3 separate regions of the Mus musculus genome follow, and all the other regions are linked to region 1. Evidence: chromatin loops called from intact Hi-C (ENCODE). Cell type or tissue: left cerebral cortex. All regions are shown on one strand.

The links. Hi-C counts contacts between places; a loop is a spot of excess contacts. Peaks named below come from ENCODE experiments on the same cell type or tissue, not always from the same donor. Only the 100,000 strongest peaks of a DNase experiment are listed, where the experiment ranks them.
Region 2: a loop joins it to region 1, with 2.7 times the contacts of the local background. A loop is called at or near these places in 4 of 42 quality-filtered maps.
Region 3: a loop joins it to region 1, with 9 times the contacts of the local background. A loop is called at or near these places in 13 of 42 quality-filtered maps.

What each region holds. Positions count from the first base shown.
Region 1 is chr7:143,828,657-143,831,156 of GRCm38, reverse strand. It overlaps Dhcr7 (7-dehydrocholesterol reductase), which reads right to left. Exons shown (of 9, transcript NM_007856.2): 2 at 892-1,018. Among named protein-coding and RNA genes, the nearest start is that of Dhcr7, 6.7 kb to the right of the region's middle. In left cerebral cortex, CTCF peaks have their summits at 1,321 and 1,531 (motif pointing left); DNase peaks (open chromatin) are centred at 1,015 and 1,528; H3K4me3 peaks cover 1,576 bases; H3K27ac peaks cover 1,481 bases.
Region 2 is chr7:144,549,163-144,551,662 of GRCm38, reverse strand. The region is part of intron 2 of Ppfia1 (protein tyrosine phosphatase, receptor type, f polypeptide (PTPRF), interacting protein (liprin), alpha 1); the gene reads left to right. Among named protein-coding and RNA genes, the nearest start is that of Ppfia1, 3.3 kb to the left of the region's middle. In left cerebral cortex, a CTCF peak has its summit at 1,527 (motif pointing right); no DNase peak of the experiment used is centred here.
Region 3 is chr7:144,073,728-144,076,227 of GRCm38, reverse strand. It overlaps a transcript of Shank2 not described here. Among named protein-coding and RNA genes, the nearest start is that of Mir3105, 66 kb to the right of the region's middle. In left cerebral cortex, a CTCF peak has its summit at 1,353 (motif pointing left); a DNase peak (open chromatin) is centred at 1,338.

The DNA of each region.
Region 1 (2,500 bases):
TGTTGTTGTTTTTGTTTTGTTTTGTTTTTACCAAATTCTTTGGTAGCAGGGCTTTACCATACACTACTAGGTGTACCTCTTTCTGGCATGCAGCATGCAGGCCCTCTCTATACCCATCAACTACTTTGTTTTTGTTTGTTTTAAAGAGCAATTTCAAAAAGATTCTATCAAAGTAGCTCAAAAATTAAAGATGTTCATTTGTTTGAATTCTTCCTTTGAAAACCATCTCGATCTTTAAGGGCACAGGGGACTCTCCACAACCTGGGGAGGCCAGGTATGCCTAGATCGTCCTGTGATCCTTATGCCAGTGGGCAATCCATCTATCTCCTGAGAGAATAATAGAATCATTCAAATCCAATTAAGAGATTCTCCAGGTTGTATATGCTCTGGGATAGGAGAATGGGTCAAGGGGTGAGTTTATACTTGCCCCTCTACATTCTAGCATTCGAAGGTACCCCAGGGAGCTGGATCCTCATCTCACAGGAGATGGTTGCCTCCACCTCCATACCTCATCACAGGTGCACCTGACCATCTGGGCAAAGCATCCCCCCTCCTACTCGGCCTTCAGGCCCCCTCCCTCAGCACACATCTCCCCAAACCAGAACACATAGATCTCTCTCCTGTGCACACGCCTCTAAATCTGCACATCTGTTCGACAATCTACCTAAAACCTGTGCAAACACACATACCCTCATCTACATACACATCTCCTGCCGCCCCCGCAATTGCACAAACTGCCTCCTTCCTGAATACTCACTCTCTTCTTTTATACATACGGTCCACTCTTCTGCACTCTCGACGCTTCCCCCCCCCCGCCCCCACTCACACACACATCTGTGCGCACCGTCCTTCTCCTGCACTCTGGCCTGGTCCGTGCACACGAATTCTCACCTGAGTGCGGAATCCAGGCGGCTGATCCACGCTCTCCAGCAGTGTTCTAAGTGCCTGCCTGAAGCTCCGCCCCAGATGATGTGAGGTCACAGACGACCAATCGGAAGTGGATTTCGCGAGCTGCGTCCTGTGATTGGTGAAGGCAGTGAGCTGACTCAGAGCCCACCAGGCCCGCCAGTCGGCGGCGGCAGTCTTGAGATTGACAGCAGGACGGGCCCCGCCCCACCCACGCCCCGCCCACGCCCCTGGGGTCGGCGGTCTGACTCCGCTTGGTGGGAGGAAGGATGCAAGTGTGGATTCTGCGGCGCAGGCTCTGAGCCTGCCCCTACCGTGCCTCATTTTACTCTGCTGCATAGCTCCTACCTGAAGGAGAGCATCTTGTGCACGGAACAACATATACTGCGGAGACCGAGAGACAAGACCAGACCAGATCAGCAAGGAAGAAGCAGCTAGCAGACTGTGAATGCAGTTGAGGTCCCAGCAGGACAGCCAAACGGGTCCCTTGGTGGGCAGGACTCAGTCATACCTCCGTGCCCCTAAGGGTATTGGGGAGCCTTAACAAAGCAGCTGTGAAGTTTCACTCTTTTCATCTTGTTCCTTCCTGCCACCTGACATTCGTTAGTTACAGTCGCCCTCTCCTGGCGAGAGTCTCTTCTGCAGCCACAATGAATCAAACTGGTAACGGAAGTGACTTCAACACTGTTAGCTACTGTCCATATGCTGGTGCCTCAGCTGCCCAACAATGTCCTTTATTGCTCTTTTTTTCCCCAGGCCCCGGGATCCAGTCAGGGTACACATTTGGATAGAATAATAGGTTGTACAGAATATACGGTCGGGACTGGAAAGATGGCTCAGCAGTAAAGAGTAGTGGCTTCTCTTCAGATAACAGGGTTCAAGCCCCAGCACCCACATGGTTCTTCAACCATCAGTATTTACACTTCCAAGGCATCTAGCGCTTTTGACATGCATACATGCATATGTACATACATACATACATGGTCACCCCTGGAACTGGAGCTATGAGTTGGCACATGGTACTAGGAATCAAGCCTGGATCTTCATCGAGATAAGTCAGTGCTCTTAACCCCTGAGCCATCTCTTTTGCCCCCATCTTTCTCCTGATTAATAAGTAAAATGAGCAGAGTGTTATTTTGAGACTGGTAAATGCAATGTTTCCAAACAACCTTCAACCCTGATAACCTAGCATTCATTGAGGACACTCGGGACATAGCATACTTCTTGGTAGGAAGAGTTGACTTGATTTCAGCATTCTTTCAAACTCATTAAACTATTACCTATCAGCTGATAGTCTTCTATCAAAAATTCAGCTCTTTAACTTTTGACAAATTAAAAAAAAAAAAAAAAAAAAAAAAAAAAATCTCATCCTGAGTGAGGTAACACAATCACAAAGGAACTCACACAATATGTACTCACTGATAAGTGGATACTAGCCCAAAACCTAGGATACCCATGATATAAGATACAATTTCCTAAACACATGAAACTCAAGAAAAATGAAGACTGAAGTGTGGACACTATGCCCCTCCTTAGAAGTGGGAACAAAACACCCATGGAAGGAGTTACAGAAACAAAGTATGGAGCTGAGATG
Region 2 (2,500 bases), 720 kb before region 1:
TTGGTATGCTAGAGCCTCCTCTTTTGGAGTTAAGTGGTATAGGAAGGAGAAGGCAGTATAGCCAGCAAAGCCCAAGGTGAGAGGCAGGCATGTGGAGCAGGGGTTGCTTAGATTCCTGCTGACAGCCCACTTTACTGGTTCATGATGGGCGTCTCCTTGGTGCTCAAGGAATCTGCACTTACGCTCTTGTGGTGTGTCTGCAGATATCAGTTAGCAAGTCAGTAATGAGTGCCTTGATGCATCTCTCAGCTGTAAAGTCAGTTCTATGAGATGGGACTAAATGTTTGAATGTCCTTTTTAGAAACAGTAATTTGGTGTTAGTGTTGTGTGCTGAGGGGTTTTGTTTGGTGACTAGAGAGTTGTCTTTTCTTCCTGGAGTCTTAGGAATGAGCAGGTTAATTAGGTCAGATTCCGTTGCCTCATACTCAAGAGGCTTTCAGGAGGTCATGAGTCCTACTTGCTCTACTCTACACTTGGGTTTGTTGCAGCTCAACTCTGCATCAGTGGCTGGTCAACATTGAGGTTTTTGGAAAGAACAGGCACAGGGGAGGCAGAGCTGGTGGGTGTTGTGGGTAGTGAGTTTCAGGCAGTGAGAACTGTCTCACCTGTTGCTAGGTTGTGCTGGCTTGCTGCTCTGCAGTGCCTCATCAAATGTAGGACATGCTTGTGTCCACAGTTACATCATATCTGACCCGAGTCTAGTGTCACAGAGTAAACTTGTTCTAGATAATTCACTTCCTGGAATCAGGGTCCTCTGGTAGCTAAAAATGTGACCAGATGGGCATGTATGTTCAGTCAGTGTACTTACATTGGAGCATGCATGAGGACTGCACAGGCCACAAGTGTGTGCCTCAGCCAGCTCTCCAGTTAATGCTTGGGGAGCTTGGATCAAGGTATGGATAGGACCATGCCTCCTGTGAAAACTCTCCTGCTTCCTGCCATCAGTGACTGTCCTCCATTCTAATGTGGTCCAGCTCTTCACTACTGGTTCCTTTGCGCATGCTTGACTTTCTATAGGAAATCTGTATGTTTTGTCTTTTCACCATTCCCTGGACTTGTGAGATCCACCTTTACTTGCCCTGCAGCACTTGTGTAGATGGGCCCTGCCTGTTCCTTCTGCAGTCAGGACCCCTGAGGCTGACCCTGGTCCTAATCTTCCTAGGATACTTTTGCATTTGGGAGGTGCAGAACTAGCTGTGTGTGTTTCTGTTGGAGTGTTCTAAGGAGTGGAATTGTAGTGGACACCAGCCTCAGGAGTTGCTGCCAAAAGTGGTTGTGGTGACAGTTGGTACAACCACATGGTCACCCTCAGTATGAGGAACTGTTGTTATGTGCTGTAGAGCTCCAGGTGGAGAGATGGCTTCTTGACTGCAGCCACCTGCAGAGAAGTGTGCAGCAGCTTCTCTGCAGGTACATGAGGGAGCGCCGAGCAAGCTTTTAGTTCTTGTTTGTTGATTGGATTGTCTATTTCTAATTTGAAGGTTTTTTCTTTAAGATTTCTTTCTTTATTTAATATGAATACAGTAGTCTATCTACATGTAAGCTTGCAGGCCAGAAGAGGGCACCAGATCTCATTGTGGATGGTTAATGAACCACCATATATATGGTTGCTGGGAATTGAACTCCAGACCTCTGGAAGAGCAGCTAGTGCTCTAAACCTCTGAGCCATCTCTCCACCCCCTGATTTGAAGTTCTTTATACATTCTCTGTACATATATGTATAGAAGATTTGTTTGTTTGTTTGTTTGGTTGATTTTAAGACATGGTTTCTCTACATAGCTCTGGCTGTCCTCAAACTCCCTTTGTAAACCAGGCTGGCCCCAAACTTACAAAGATCTACCTGCTTCTGCCTTCTAAGTGCTGAGATTAAGGTGTGCACAACCACACCTCAGTAGAAGTTTAAAAAAATTTTTTTTAAAGATTTATTTATTATTATGTGTAATAGTCTGTAGCTGTCTTCAGACACAGCAGAAGAGGGCATTACATCTCATTACGGATGGTTGTGAGCCACCATGTGGTTGCTGGGATTTGAACTAGGACCTTCAGAAGAGCAGTCAGTGCTCTTAATCGCTGAGCCATCTCTTCAGCCTGAAGTTTTAAATTTTAATGTAACTCAATTGATTGATCTTGGTTCCTCCCACCCTCCAAGAATATTTAGTTTTGGTTGTGAGCCTAGCCATTAACTGCTGAGCCATCTTTCTAGCCCAAGAATATTTAATGTAGAGGCTGGAGAGTTGGCTCAGTGATTAAGAGCACTTGCTGACATTCTAGAGGACCTAAGTTTAATTCCCAGCACCCATATGGCAACTCATCACTTTCTATCTCACACCTTCCTTTGGCCTCTAATGACACTAGGCACATAGGTACATAGCTATACATGCAGGCGAAACATCCATACACATGTGTAATTAATGTGTATTAATCCATACACATATGTAGGCCAGGCTGGTGGTATATATCTTTAATTCCAGCACCCAGGTGAATCTCTGTGAGATTGAGG
Region 3 (2,500 bases), 250 kb before region 1:
TGGGCATGCCTGTGAGGGAGTATCTACATTAGGTTCATTGAGGTATAAATGAGGATGGCACCATCCCATGGGATAGGGTCCCGAATTGAACAAAACGAAGCAATAGGCTGAGCACCAGTGCTTGTGTCTCTCTCTGTCACAGTGACTGCAGTGTGACCAGCTCCCTCACACACCTGCCACCATGCCTTCCTTCCCCACCGTGACACCATGAGCGCCCTCAAAGCGTGAGACAAATAAAACATTCTTTCCTTAAACCGATTCTGTCCAGCATTTTGTCAAGCAATAAGAAAAACAACTAAAACAATGTTCAGATCCATTCCAAAGGGGCACCCACAGATCCAGACAGATGCTAACACCAGGTGTTATCCAATAATATCTGCCAGAAAGGAGAAACCTATGAGTCTTCCTTGCTATAAATAAAAGATAAACAAAAGTAGCTTTTCTGTCTGATGGATACCCAGCTAGAGGCAAAAATGGAGGAGAATCTCTACTGGGCAAAGGCAAAAATCAATACAGACAAGAAATCGCAATGCCACAGCTGCAGGTGAAATCGTGCATGCACTGGCAGCCTTGGGGATCACTAGCTCACTGCAACAGGGAAGAAGTAGTATTCACAGGGACGCCCTAGTCAAGTCAAGTGGTCACCACAGGCCACCTGACAGGACACAAGGCCAAGAGCACAGTGGGAGCAGCTTGGAGACAAATACAGACCTGTGTGTCCTCAAGACACGGCTGAGGAGCGCAGGCAGAAAGACAATCTAGAAAACAACTGTCCCCGAGTCCGAAGGAAACCCTGGGAAGCCAGAAGGACCAGAGGGCACAGCAGGCTTGCCCACAAAAGGGGTCCAGGGTAGACTCGGGATGTACCCTCTGACATTGCTGGGGCAGTTGGTAAAAATGAGCGGGCTCTGGAGTGAAGCCCACCAGGAGGCATCTGCTGTATGATGCCCTACCTTGCAAACTCCCTGAAGACAGTTCTAAAGCAAGGAACCTGAATGTTACCAAAGGGAAAAGCCAGTCCCTGTCCCCTGCACAGCCCACCGGACACAGCTTCCAAGCAGGACACAGGTAGGGAGCAAACCAAATTCAGGACACGACACTGACTCAGACCCTGTCTTCCCACTTCCCTGCCTTCAAAAAAAATTTTTTTTCCTTGGGGGTCACCCAAATCTATTGTCTCAGACAGCCTTGGGGAGGACTGGACGTGAGTATTTAGAATAAGGTGCCCTCAGAGTGCTGGGTTCACCCCAGCTGTACCCAGCAGCCTATCTGCCACTTGCCAAACCACAAATGTGGTATGAATGAGGAAACAAGGAACCTTCCTCTGAGCACTGCACTGCCACCTGCTGGGCGCTTGTGGTAAATCTCCAAAGTCATACTGCAGAAGGAAGGGGCTGAAAAGCTCCTGGACACCAGCAGAGTTCTAACCAGGGTGTTACAATGTCACTCTTTGGACTCTTTGGTCTAAAAGGAAGGCGGTGAGTGAGAATGAGATCACTGGAGTGAGCAAAAGTAGACTAGCCAATGGGGCTAGATGCCTCAGCAATTAAGAGCATTTGTTGTTCTTCCAGAGGACCTAGGTTTGATTCCCAGCATCCACATGGTGGCTCACAACCATCTATAACTCCAGTTCCAGGAGACCTAACACTACCACCATCTCTGGCCTCCATAGGCACTACATGCACATGACACATATACATACATGCAGGCAAAATATCCATACATGTAAAATACAATAAATAAATCTATTTTTTAAAAAAAGACCAGATGATAATGGTGTATACCTTTAGTCCCAGCACTTGGGAGGCAGAGGCAGGAGGATCTCTGTGAGTTCTAGGTCATTCTGGTCTACGGAGCGAGTTCTGAGACTGTCAGAGCTACGCAGAGAAACCCTCTTCTAAAAAAAATAAAAACAAATAAAGTTTACCAAGACACAGACACACAGAAGTCAGACATGTGAGGTCACAGGCAGGGTGATGACTGTGGAGAGGGTCATGTGTATGCTGAGAACACAAACTAAGCTCTAGAACACAGGCATGGTAGAAAGCATATCGCAGGTGCTCTTACATTCAGCCTTTTCAAGAGCTCTGAAATACCTGAGGAGACACTGTCCTTGCCCTGGCCACCTAGGAAGTATGAGGGGATTTCCATCTCAGTATGCCCATACTGGACAAAAATCATTCCATGGGTGGTATGAGGAGGTCACCCCACACTGATGATGTGGGCTCATAGAGCATGGGAGTAAGTCGAGTCCATGAGAGCCATCATGACCTAGCCGCTTAGCCAGGTGGCTCTCCTCTCCCTGAGAAGCTTGTCTGTGTTGGACCCAATACACTGCAGGCTGCACTATAGCTGTATGTGTGTCTGGGGCAGGGGGGAGGAACAGAACTGAAAACTCCCAGGTCCCACAGTGGTGGGAATGCATTTATCTTTAAGGAGCTCTCTCTCTGTGTGTGTGTGTGTGTGTGTGTGTGTGTGTGTGTGTGCTTTCGAAGGTGTC